Linked DNA regions of Mus musculus: region 1 is linked to region 2. The links are chromatin contacts, found by Hi-C in ENCODE. All regions are on one chromosome and are shown on one strand. The core of a region is the stretch at or near the end of the contact, and the rest is flanking DNA. Distances in the headings are between cores, read along the strand shown. Region 1 overlaps Hivep3 (human immunodeficiency virus type I enhancer binding protein 3). Region 2 overlaps Hivep3 (human immunodeficiency virus type I enhancer binding protein 3).

The links. Hi-C counts contacts between places; a loop is a spot of excess contacts on that map.
Region 1: a map of ES-E14 shows a loop between it and region 2 (2.1-fold over the local background). The contact joins two enhancer-like sites. A Hi-C loop is called at or near these places in 2 of 37 maps with a recorded cell type or tissue (ES-E14 and heart).

What each region holds. Positions count from the first base shown.
Region 1 is chr4:120,124,640-120,130,695 of GRCm38, reverse strand. It overlaps Hivep3 (human immunodeficiency virus type I enhancer binding protein 3), which reads right to left. Exons shown (of 9, transcript NM_010657.3): 7 at 2,334-2,420. Among named protein-coding and RNA genes, the nearest start is that of Edn2, 34 kb to the left of the region's middle. Within about 2 kb of position 2,540, at least 1 of the 3 ENCODE cell types and tissues checked has a DNase peak (open chromatin) inside an H3K27ac peak, as active enhancers do; it is heart, where a contact is called at or near this core.
Region 2 is chr4:119,935,931-119,941,801 of GRCm38, reverse strand. The region is part of intron 1 of Hivep3 (human immunodeficiency virus type I enhancer binding protein 3); the gene reads right to left. Among named protein-coding and RNA genes, the nearest start is that of Gm38632, 95 kb to the left of the region's middle. Within about 2 kb of position 3,666, at least 1 of the 3 ENCODE cell types and tissues checked has a DNase peak (open chromatin) inside an H3K27ac peak, as active enhancers do; it is heart, where a contact is called at or near this core.

The sequences.
Region 1 (6,056 bases), core at 1,291-3,790, 190 kb before region 2:
CTGGCTCTCCACCATGCCCAGGAGGGCCAGAAACAGTGATGCTAACACCTCCATGGTCAGGTACCAAAGTGGATAACGTGAACATTCACTAGGAAAGAGAGAGAAAATTGTGTGTAGAGAAGGAGTTGTCAGGCAGAGGGAGGTTCCAAGGGCAGAGTTTGGGCAGATGGGAGCGAAGAGACGAGGCCTCGAGGGGAATGGGTGATGGGAGACATAACAGACAGGGGATGGAGGGAGGGGCAAAGCCCTGCATCAGCTCATTCTGCTGACCTAGGACTTTGGCAGGAGCCCTGACTGCAGGCCTCAGGTTTTACTCAGCCCTGGCCCTCACTCACATAGTGAAACCCAAGCGTGGAGAAGGCCACGGCCTGCCCCACAATCATCCAGCTATCTCCTGGCCTAGTCAGAACTAAGGTTCATAGTCCTCACGTCTCACACTACAGTTCAAAATGGCATTATGCTTTGAGAAGCAGATGCAGCCACGAATCCCCACCCTGCCCTCCTCTTGCTGGGTGACAATGGCTGGTTTATGTCCTTTTGTGTCTGCTACCATCTCCTCTGTCTGTGTCTCCCCCTCCCATAGGCAGGTGGCCAGGGTGGCACTGTTAGCATCTGCACATGAAGGCTGAAGCAGGGTCCTGACTGGGGAGGGAGTTGGGGCCAGCATCTCCTGACATCCATCAAGACAGGCCCCAAAGCCCTTCTTTACTGAGGAGAAAGTGAAGGCCCCCTGTATGAGTCCCAGTGTGGCGGGGATGATGGAAGAAGCCCTCTCCAGACCACACTACTTCAGGCACTCCACATCTGATTCCTGCAGGCATCTAAAGGGTTCCCCTGCCTGCTCAGCACCCCCCCCCCCTTTCCTGATATTCCATATGGGCCTTTTTCTGCCTTTAGTGCTTTCAAATCTAGTGGAAGGCACTGGACAGAACCTTCTGGGTGCAGTTTCTAAGACTGGCCACAGGGTGGCAGTGGCTGACAACCCATTCCTTAGCAGTGTGCTGGAGCTAGGGCATCCTGGCTTGGTGCTCTTCAGGGCAGTTCCTGCTACCAACTCTATGTTTAGGATACCCAGATCCTAATGCCCGTCGCTGGGTCTGCCTTGGTGCATGAAGTAACAACTCCATCCTTCCAGTCTCTTAGGTTACAAAGCTTGGAGCCATCCCTGGCCCTTTCCCTCCCCTCCTCTGCCCTCTATGATGTAGCAGGACCATCTATGGGCTCAGTCTCTGAAAGCATCTGGAATCAGACCACTTCTCACCTGAACTGTGCTCATGTGTCTGGCCTAGATCACATCCCTACACCCCTGCTGGAGTTCTCCGCACACAGGCAGAGGACATATGTATCACTCCCATTATACTCAAGGATAGAGGATAGAGGTCAGCCAAGGCCCCCTGTCTTTCATGGTCCTTCATGGTCCCATGTCTGGGCTTATGTTACAGGGCCCTCGCCAGGACACCATCTATAGTAGCCTGGCATGCATTTTGACAACATGGGGGCCTCACATTATAATTTGTGAAGACAGTGCTTTGAGTGGATTGTTGTAAACATTGGTTTATTCAGTGTTAAAAGAAACATGATCTAACTCTTGTTAGATTGCTTCACAAACAGAAAATAAAAACCACAGCTTTCTCCTTTCTTCTCTGCCCCCCACCCCCCTGACCCACTCCCTTCTTCGTCTTGTCACACTAAGCCCTGACCCTGACTCCTGAGAATCTACAGCTAAGGTTTGTCATTCTATCTGCCGCAGCCCCTCTGGCCTCCCTCCTTACCCGTGTCCCCTGCCTTGTCTGCTATCAGTCTGCCTCTAGCTTGTTTCTGATGCTGGAGGACCATAGTCAGGTTGTAGTGATGTGTCAGGGCCGAGAAGGGATGGACCTACCCGATCTAGCTTTGCCTTTCTCAGTGACACTCGCAGTCCCACAGACCACATTGCAGGTTCCTATCAGAAGAGACTTCTAGTTAAGTGCCTGAAGATCTATCCAGGTCCCACTAAGACAACTCAAGGCACGTGTTTAGACTGTGCTTGGCACACACTGGGTGCGCCGAGTTCCCGTTGGGGCTGGCTTTCTGCTGGAACACTAGGTTATACTGAACTGCACAGTGACTGGCTCTGTGGCACTGGGGAGCATTTTATGAATTTAACATTTGCTGCTTCCCAGTTGTTCAGCAAACTAGAAGGGAGGACATAGAAGGGAAAGATGGTGGGAGGGAGAGAGAGGAAGGGGAACAGTAGTAGAAATGAGGGTGTCTGGAAAGGGGGAAGGTCAGGGGTAAGGGGGAGGGATGTGAAGTGGAGAGGGAGTTAGGGAAAGAGGAGGTTGGTACAGTACCTTCTTCGGCTTCCAGCTCCTCCAGCACCCCCGTCTCTTGGCACTTTTTGCTGTGGGCTTTCGACTTCATGTGCTTAGTCAGATTCCCTGGAAAGAAATGAGAACAGACTCATGGCCTGGTGGTAGGGGGAGGGCAATACACAGCTGCCAGGCCACAGCTCCTTACACAAGTGCCGAGGGCTGGGCAGGGGCCAAGGCCTCCTGTGCTCCAGCATGCAGCCAGACTATGCAACTGTAACTGCTACAGAAGGTCAAACACAGGAGCTGGGGCAGGGAGGGCATGCAGCTGGGGGGGAGGGGGCAGGGTACAGTGAGAACCAGAGATGCTGGTTAAAACACAGAGAAGTTGAAAGACCACTCAGGTGCATTTTTTTTCTTCTGCTTCTGTCTTATGTTTGGGCCCCGGGGCTGGTGGCACACTCAGATAAGATGATTTGCAATCTTAAATGCTGGAGTGACATGGGATTCTCATGACTAATACAGTAGCTGCGGGCTGAGAAGTTCTTCTGACCGAGTATACTACAATCAGGCCAATCCTTAGGGTCTAAGCAGAGAAAGCAGGGCATGGTTCCTTGCAGGAGCAGTGAGGTGAGCAGCAAGGGACATGAGCCCCACAGGCTCTGGGACGCAGGCTGGGACTGTCTTAGGGACAGCCCCCTCTCTGGGGCACAGTGCAGACAGAGGACTAGAGTGCTATGGGAATGGGTTGTCCAAGGCTCTGTGAAGCCCTGAGGTACTGCCCCAAGTTGTAGGCCTGGCCCCATAGGCTGGGGAACTGGAGCGATAGCTTCTGAGGCCAGGGTAACAACAACAGCAACAGTGATGTCAGGTTCTCCATGGTGCACACCTGTGACAGGCTGCAGGGTGAGGAGCTCTGTGGACAGCAGGTTCAGGGAGGAGAGGCTAAGCTCCCTGTCCTGTCCCCAGAGAACACAGACAGACGTCACAGGAAGTTCCTTTGGGTTGTGCTCTGAGGACTGTTGTATTTCCACATGGCTGATCCTATAACATGTCTGAAGCTCCCGGGGTCAGGTACGCTGTCCCATGAGCCTTAAATTGTTGAGTCTGAATGGATGGACGGAAGGAGGTAGAATGGAAAGATGGAGTCTCTGGGAACGAGTGCACAGGGGGACGAGGTATGGCGAATGGAGGAACATGGAGAGAAAGATAGAAGCATGAGGACAGATGGACACTGGAGGAGAAGCCGATGGCAGGCAGGCAGACAGAGGAGGCAAGGTCCACGGGGAAAAATAAACAGGGGAACTGGTGGAAGTTGGCCTGTAAGCAGATGGAAAGATGGGCGGCTACATGATCGGAGGATGGATGTCCACACGTGGGAATGTATGGGAGGCCAGTCCAGAGGGGAAAAGGAGAATGGGCAGACAGATAGAGCCGGGGGTGGGGACAAGAAAACCTGTGTGTGTGTGTGTGTGTGTGTGTGTGTGTGTGTGTGTGTGTGTGTGTGCGTGGGGGGGGGGCGCATGAACAGGGACACTGTTAGATGAGTAGACAGGAGACAGAGCTAATGGGAAGAGAGATGGACAGACAGATGAACATAGCCTAACCAAGGGTGATCTCCACTCAGAAACGTCAGGTTTTCGGCTGAGGCTGCTGGGGAAGCACAAGTGAGATTGGGTGAATACGATGGCCAAGACTAGAGAGGACTAACTCCTTCTCTTCCCACTCATCATCCAACTCTACCCTGCCCAGCTTGGGCCTCCTTCCTGCACCTGGATGGAGAGCTCCCGAGCCAGTCGCATGCCCTTCATGCTCATTGTCTGAGCGAGCAGCAGGTGAGACGAGAGAGCTGTAGGCCAGAGATCCCAACTGCCCTGAGGTTCCCGTTCTTGAGTCCCTTCTCTGACTACCCTCAGTCACACCGGTGACATTTGCCATATACGTTATACCTGTAGAGTTTAGATTTCTAGTCAACCAGGCTAGACACACCGCTAGAGCAGTGTTTGTAGTCTCTCAAGAAATGCACTCCAGGAGAAAAGTGGTGGGTGGGATTCCACAGACCATGTCTTTCAACCCACTAGGCTCAGTTCTTCTGTTTCTAATTTAACTCTGGGCGCAGGTGCTGATGACATCATTGGGCAAGATTCTTGGCTGTCCTGGGTGCTGGCAGGGCTCCTGCAAACCAGCACAGTGAAACAACTGGCCCAGAACCACAGCGTTGGCTAATGAAAAGCTCTGGCTAGACTCAGGTCTTGGGACCCTCGAACGTGGCTGGCCTTGCGGTGGTTTTGTAGCTAGATGGCCTGGTGGAGGAGGGTTATGGGGAGGTCTGGGCTCTGTACTGCTAGCTATGTTCCCTGAGTAAGTTTTTCAATGTTCCTTACTCTGTAGGGTCCCGGTTTTCTATTTCTTTAAATACCCACCTCATGGAAATACTGCGAAGGTCACAAGGCAAAGCACGTGGGAGTGAACTACAGCTGGCCCAGAGCAGACCCCACCCCCAGTGACAATCTCTTTTATTTAATATTGTGCCTGTGAATGGTAGGCCATCACTCTACCAGTGAGCTAGGTCTCTGGCTCTGACTCTGCCAGGCAGTGTACTGGACAGGGAAGGGGCTAGTGATCATAGGATGCTCTCACCCTTGAGTAGGAACCTCAGGGGCTCTCTGAAGAGGCAGGAGGGAGCCCAACCCCCAAAGGCTGTCCTGCTCCTGTCAACATCCTGTAGAAGCTACAGGGAGGAGGCTTGCCCAGCCAAGGATTTTCTTGCCCCCAGCCCTCAGGGACAAACCAGCCTGGCATCTGGAAGCGGAGGTTGAGTGGACGGCTGGAAGAGCAAGTGTCTGGAAGGGGAGCTGGCTCTAGCAAGAGCACCAGACATCACCTTGTCTCCTGGGCTGAACAAGGGCCTGCCCACAGCTACCACTTCTGTCTCCTAGGAGATCAGTGTAAGGGCTTGTCCATAGCTCAGCCACTCCTCTGGCCTCTAGAAAGAATCTAAAAAGAGGAAAGGGACTCTCCTAGGGCTAGCCTGCTACCTCCTCCTGCCTCACACATGAGACCCTCTTCAAAGAGTTCCCAGAGACCAAACTGCCACCTGAGTGTGTGACAGACACAAAGACAAGACACAAACAGGCAGACAGAGACAGACAAGAAGAGTCCTGGCACAGGCATTGCCAGATGGTGCAGACACCGGATTGAGGTCTGCCAGTACCCATACATCCTGGCTGGAATCACAACTCAAGGGCAAGACCCGGCTAGGAGGCAGACAGACAGGTCCTGAGAGGAGAGGAGGTGCTCACAACTGACGGATGACAGGGCTTCAGAGATGTGGCTCTAAGGAAAGCCGGGTACTCTGGCCTCCCGCCCCACTCTATGCCCAAGGGGAATCTCTGTTCTCCTCTGTTATCAACTCTGCCCACTCGGTGCTGGGCCGGAAGTACGAGAGTCCATGTTTCAGACTTACTTCCATGTGCTCAGAGGGCTCAGAGGCCCGGGGAGGAAGACCTTAGCTTGCTCCTGATCACTGGCCAAGAACAAAACCCAGCCTCCTGAAGGCACTCCCTGTACCTCTGGAAATGTGAAGGCCACAGTCCCCAGGATGTACTCTCAGGACTGTCTGGATCTCTGGGGTGGCTCAGAGACAGAGATCCAGGGAAAGTTCCCAGGGGATAAACTGCCACCTCAAACAGACCTTCCAGAATGAGTGAGGCCAAGGTGTAAGTGGGCGTTTCTCAGGGGACTGGGGCCAGGTGCATGTGCGCT
Region 2 (5,871 bases), core at 2,417-4,916:
GGTGTCTCTAAAACAGTTTCAACTAATTCATAAGGCTGGCCTGAGGTAATCCTAAGAGATAAAAAGATAAACTCTTAAAAATAAATTTCATTATTAAAAAAACCCCTTGTAAATAAATAAAAATATCAGACACCAAGATTAACTAGATCCAAAGTCTATATAACTTAATGAGCTTACACATAGTTTACTATTAGCTTAAAAAATTTAAAATTTAATAAAATGAGTGCACCTCCTCTCCCTGGCTCAGGCCTGAGGCCTACAGCCCCAGACTAGAGGGAAGTAGCTAAGGTGGCCACCATTTCATGTGTGTCTGCTGTCTTCTAGCTGCCCCTGGGTATTTCTGGTTTGTAGAAGAGTGGGACGAGGTAAGGGGGCAAAGGGTTGGCTCTGACTGAGGCCTATGGCACCTCAAGCATGTTTGTGAACTTTCTCCCTTTCTCAGACTGGGTGTCTCAGTCTCCCAGTAGAGGCCTCTTTGCAGCTTGAGGCTGTGAGTGATGTCATCTTAAGCAGGCCATGTGTGGCCCCAGTTCTCAGAGGTTGGTCACTGGTAAGGGCTTGTGCATTCTCACATTCTCTCTGTCTGTCTCCAGGCAGTAGCAAGTCCATATGTGGGTCCAAGCAAGAAAACATTTAGCTTTTGGCTGCCCCTGGAATCTGGGTGCTGGGAAAGTGGAGAGTAGGATGTCTGCTAGATCATGGGCCTATCACTTTAAGATTGGTCACGATGAGAGATCTGATCTACAACCCGGAGAAATCAGGCCATACTCCTCTGTGTCTCTCACTTGAGACCAAGAGCTGGGAAGCCCTGCTGGGAACACACAGGTCTCAATAGAGAAAAGGCAAGCCCAGTCCTCAAAAGATATAAAATAAGAATATCCCTGCTTTGTTCCAGGGATGTCTTGAAAGCCTGGCCCCTCCCTCTCTATTCTGACCATGGAAGTTATCTCTCACTTTTTCACTGTAAGCAACATTTTGCCTAGTGTTTTCAGTGTCTCTCATGTTCTCCCACCTCAAGGCTTGATTGCAGACCCTATGATCAGGAGATTTCTCAATTACTAAACTCATTTCCGAAGGGTCATTTCATGCAAACCCCTTTCTGGGAACTGATGCTCTGATTCCTAACATTTAGTGCAAAAGCCCAGAATCAGGGCAGGGGCTTCAGGCTCTGAAGTCTGTGGAGTTTTCAGTCATAGGGCGGTGAACATTTCTGCCCCAGCACAGTGATGGTCGGGATGAGGGAAAAGTTCTTTTCCTTGTATCCAAATGCATTACATATCTCAAAGCCAATCCCATAATGCACAACAATGGTAGAAGGAAAAAAAATAAATGAAGGTAAAAAGAAAATAAGAGACAGAAGGAGAGGAGAAGATGCCAACAGTTCAGATTAGTGATGGACATCAGGGATGGCCAGGCCAGGAGGATGGAGGTAGCTATGGGGACTTGTAGAGAGCAGAAGAGACAGAATGGAAGCAGGACTTAGATGTTTCCAGTGTGGGCTCTACCCTGAGCACTGTGTGGCACTCGTTTTATGGAGTTGATGAATCTGTTTCATGGACTCAATAAGCAGCAGAAGCTGGGATCCAGGCCACAGGAACACCAGCGTCAGGTGCAGAGTCAGTAAACACCAGTTGTTGAGCTGCATGCTGCATTGGTGCTACATTCAAATGCCTGACTCCTGAATTCCACGGGTCGGACACAGTGGGACATGTGAAGGTGAAACCAAGGCACTGGTAGGTCGAAGCATGAACTCATACACTGTGGTTCTAGGTTTGACACTTTCTGCTCAGCAGCCATCTGCAGGACCAAGAATAGAAGCACAGCAGGTAGGCCCTTGAGCTGGCTCAGCAGGTGGAAGCTGCTGCCAGGCCGAATGACATGAATCCAATCACCTGGACCCGTGGAGAGACAATGAGGAGTCACTCCCACAAGTTGTCCTCTGAATGTCCTTCACATGCATGCTGTGGAACACACGCACACACACACCTTTACATACACACACATGTGTGTGTGTACACATATAAATAAATAAATAAATGTAATTAAAAAAAAAAGAAATATGGCAGGTGGAGCTTCCACAGCCTAAGGATGCTAAATGTTTATTTGCATAAGTCATTAACATACGGAGATTCTTTAGAAATAGAAAATAAACTATTTCTTGCCAATAAAACCAAGCGCTCAGTTCGTAGGATGATTAAATGACAACCCAGGATCAAATCTCTCCTCTGAGACGTTATGGGAGAAGAAACCGCTAGAGAGTAAGTACACCAAGTCAAACTCCCTCCATGGTGGCTCCAAACACTGTTGCTCCTGCAGCAGAACCACTGATTTCAGAGACTAGGTGAAGCTCATAGTTCCCAGAAGCACTGAGTGGTTTGAATACATGCACTTACATCATGGAAATCTCCATAGTCTGTATAAAGATCTGCCATGGAGCAAGCTAAAACACACTGCTACTGACATCCAACCACCATCCATGGCAGCATCTTACCCCAAAGATGCACGGATACCCAGCCCATGCCCGCGGCAGTGGACAGCTCCTTGAACCAGATGTCATGTGGACACAGTTCTGGGCTTCAATGCAGATGATAATTGACTCATAGAATACTCAGTGCAAAGGAGAGATCCACAAAGGTTTGGGCCTCTTGTGGTTGGAAGAGTAAATAATAAGAGCCTGATTGTCACATGTGGACAGAAGAAAGGAAAGAGGCTGTAAGCTGTAAGTGGGTCCTGTCTGTGCTCTACACACACACACACACACACACACACACACACACACACCCCTAGTAAAATCCCATTTTGGCTAAGGCAAGAAGACCTTCTTGTCACGGATGGTTAGTCCAGGCTTTAAATACTTATCATGTGTCTATGAGGAAAAGTAGAGGCTGGGGATTCGATGAGGTCTGGATGCTTTCTCAGCACTTCCCTGTGGTAGCTCCACAGGGCCTTGTCTGCTCTTGAGCCGTATTTGGCAAGGGTGTGTGATGGGTACATGCATATGCTCTGGAGAACAAGGTTGGGCTGGCCTCTGAGTGACAACCCTTCCAATGCTGTCCCTGAATGACACTGGCAATGCATTTGGGCCCACGTGGTCATCTGTGTCTGAAAGGCTTCATAAGCAGCTGGGGATTGGACTGCGGGTGCCAACAGAATGCAATTGTGGGGATTGGACTCTGTCCTCATTTCTCTGCCTTACCTGAATTCTGTGGTTTGGTGTCAGCCTACAGGTTTGCTGTCTGCCTTGTGTGGAGAAGGCATTTTCTTTCCATTTTTGACTAGTTTCTTTTCAAGGCCTCTTGTGAAGGGAGCTTTGACACCAGGCCTAACTCTGCCACCTTCCTGGAAATTCCTTCAAGGGATTTGCTGCCCCTCACTGTGTGCCCTCTCACAGGGCTTTACTGTGTGCTTGCTTGGTGGCAGAGGGGAACTGTGTTTTCTCTGAGCTCCCACAGCCCCTCTGTGATGGACAGAGAAAGGGAACACTAGTGACCTGTTTAGAGCCACAGAGACCTGATGCAGGTACTGCTCCCTAATCCTTTCCTCATATGGGCAGGAGGGCTTCAGGAGCAAAGAGGCCCTGGTTCCAGCTGGCTGGGCAGTCCTGGGTCCTGGATGCCTGCCAACCAGAGGCCAATCTGGGGCTCTCCCGGTGGCTCTCCTTGGCCTGCGAGCAGGAAGCTCCGAGTTCTGGACCCCGGCCCAGAGTGAGAGGAAAGGGGGCTTCTCTATGCCTCTGATTGTCCTCATGACTACCCGGGAACAATGGGGACTCACACTGCCTCCTGCCACCAGCCTCCACCCAGCTGTTCTGGCCATGCAGCCCCATCTCCCCAGCCTGTCTGTGGGAACACTGGGCATTTGTCAGCTCCAGAGTCACGCTGTATGCCCAGTGCTCTCTGGGCCTCTGGCTCCAGGCTGTGTCGGGTGGGCCAATAGAGCCACAGGCTCTCTTTCAAGTCCCCAAAGCCATCACCCAGAGAAGCCAGATGCTGATCCTGATATGAAACTTCTGTATTGCCTACCACCCTCAGGGAAGGGAGCCCAGCCTTCTCCAATCTGACTCAGTCATTTAAAACAAGAGAGAACAGTGCACGCACACACCATCTCTATGCTGTGGAGGAAATGGTTCCAGGCTGAAGGACAAAAGCAAGTCAGTCTAGCAGACCTCAACACGCTTCGGTGTCATCGTCTATCCGATGAAAAAGCATTTAATTCTAAGAGTGATGCCTGTCTAGGGGCTCACCACACTGCTGCACCACTTCCTAACTCCTGGCCCAGCTCTGCCTGCGGAAGATACAGAGACCACGCACACAGGGATGGGATGTAGTAAGAGCTTAGCGAGGCTTAGACCACACCATCAGTGTACACTTGGGTCACTGAGGTTGAATGCCGGATGTAGAGAATCCTCCCACATTATGCATTCAACAGACCCACTAAGACGCTAGGAGGGGTGTAGAGGTTCACACCACATCACACATTCAACAAACCCCACTCTTTCAGCCAGGGGCTTGGGGCGGTTCCTATATGCTGGTCACCATGCACAACCTGCCAAATGCTGGTGCTCTGGAACATTCTGTCTGACACAGCCAGAGCTCTATGATGGCAGAGGATTTAGCAGAGACTGCTACGGCGTGAATACGGAGCTCATTCTCCCCCTACCCCTGCAAAGCCTCAGTGTGCTGAAGGCTCGGTCCCCACCTGGTGCTGATGCTGAGAGGTGACTGAGTCACGAGGATGCTTATGTCATCCGTGGATTGGCCCACTGTTGAGTGGGTTATGAGAGGACTATGAGGATACAGGGCTTGTTGGAGGAAGTGGGTCACTGATGGCAGGGTACATTTGAATGGCCTATTATTCTCAGCCCCTTTCCCTCTCGCTTTGCCTCCCATCTGCTATGAAGTCAGCATCCCTCTTTGGTTATCCCCTTCCTCCATCATGCTTCTGCCTTTCCACGGACCTAGAAATTACAGAGCCACGCACTATGGACTGAAGTCTTGAGTCCTAATAAGCTATTTTTAAAGGCATTTTGACATAGAGATAGAAAACCAACACAGTGGCTTTCATATCATTGACATCCATGTTGGCCATCCTCCCTTCCTGCCTTGCTCAGTAATGAGTACCAAGGGGCTACTTCTGGTGCTCTAAAGTTCAAGTAGGTGGAATGTGACCCCAGAGACCATGGCATCTCCCAAGCATCCCCACTCAGACTTGAAGTAGAAGAGGATATGCTTTTCTCTCTGTGGTGCAGGTCTCATGTATGCTATGAGAGTTCTGTATCCACCAGTCACCCCTGTGAGCCTGCCCAGTCTCGAATCTACAGCTCCCTGGAAAGATAGTGAGTCCATGGCAGTGTAGCTGGGACCCTTAGTCCACCAGCTCCTCCTTGCCCCTACCAATCCCACTGAGGCAGGTCAGCCACAGCTGGGATCATTGACTTCTAAGAGATATTTACTGAGCAGGACCAGGAGCCAGGAACAATTTGCCCCAATGAAGCTTATGTTCTAGTGAAACGTATGTATCAAGAGGTTAAAACAAAACGCTGCAGGCAACAAGATGCAACACTATACTTCACATGGTGGTCAGTTTCTTGGGAGCCAAAGAGAGAGGGAACAAGCCGGGCAAGGAAACAGGCCAGGGAACAGCATGTGTGTACGGACTGAGGCAGGCTTGTGCTTGCCATGTTCACGGAACACGCCCTGCACTTGCCCTGCCTACACCAGCTGAGCTCGTCTCCATCTCTCTCTACCCTATGCATCTTCCTCGCCACGTCAGACTCTGACCCCAGATGGTCCCACCCATGTGGATCTTTCTGTTCAGCACCTGGATCCCTTTGCTTGGCTGCCTTCACGAATCCTGTTCCCTGTGCTTTCC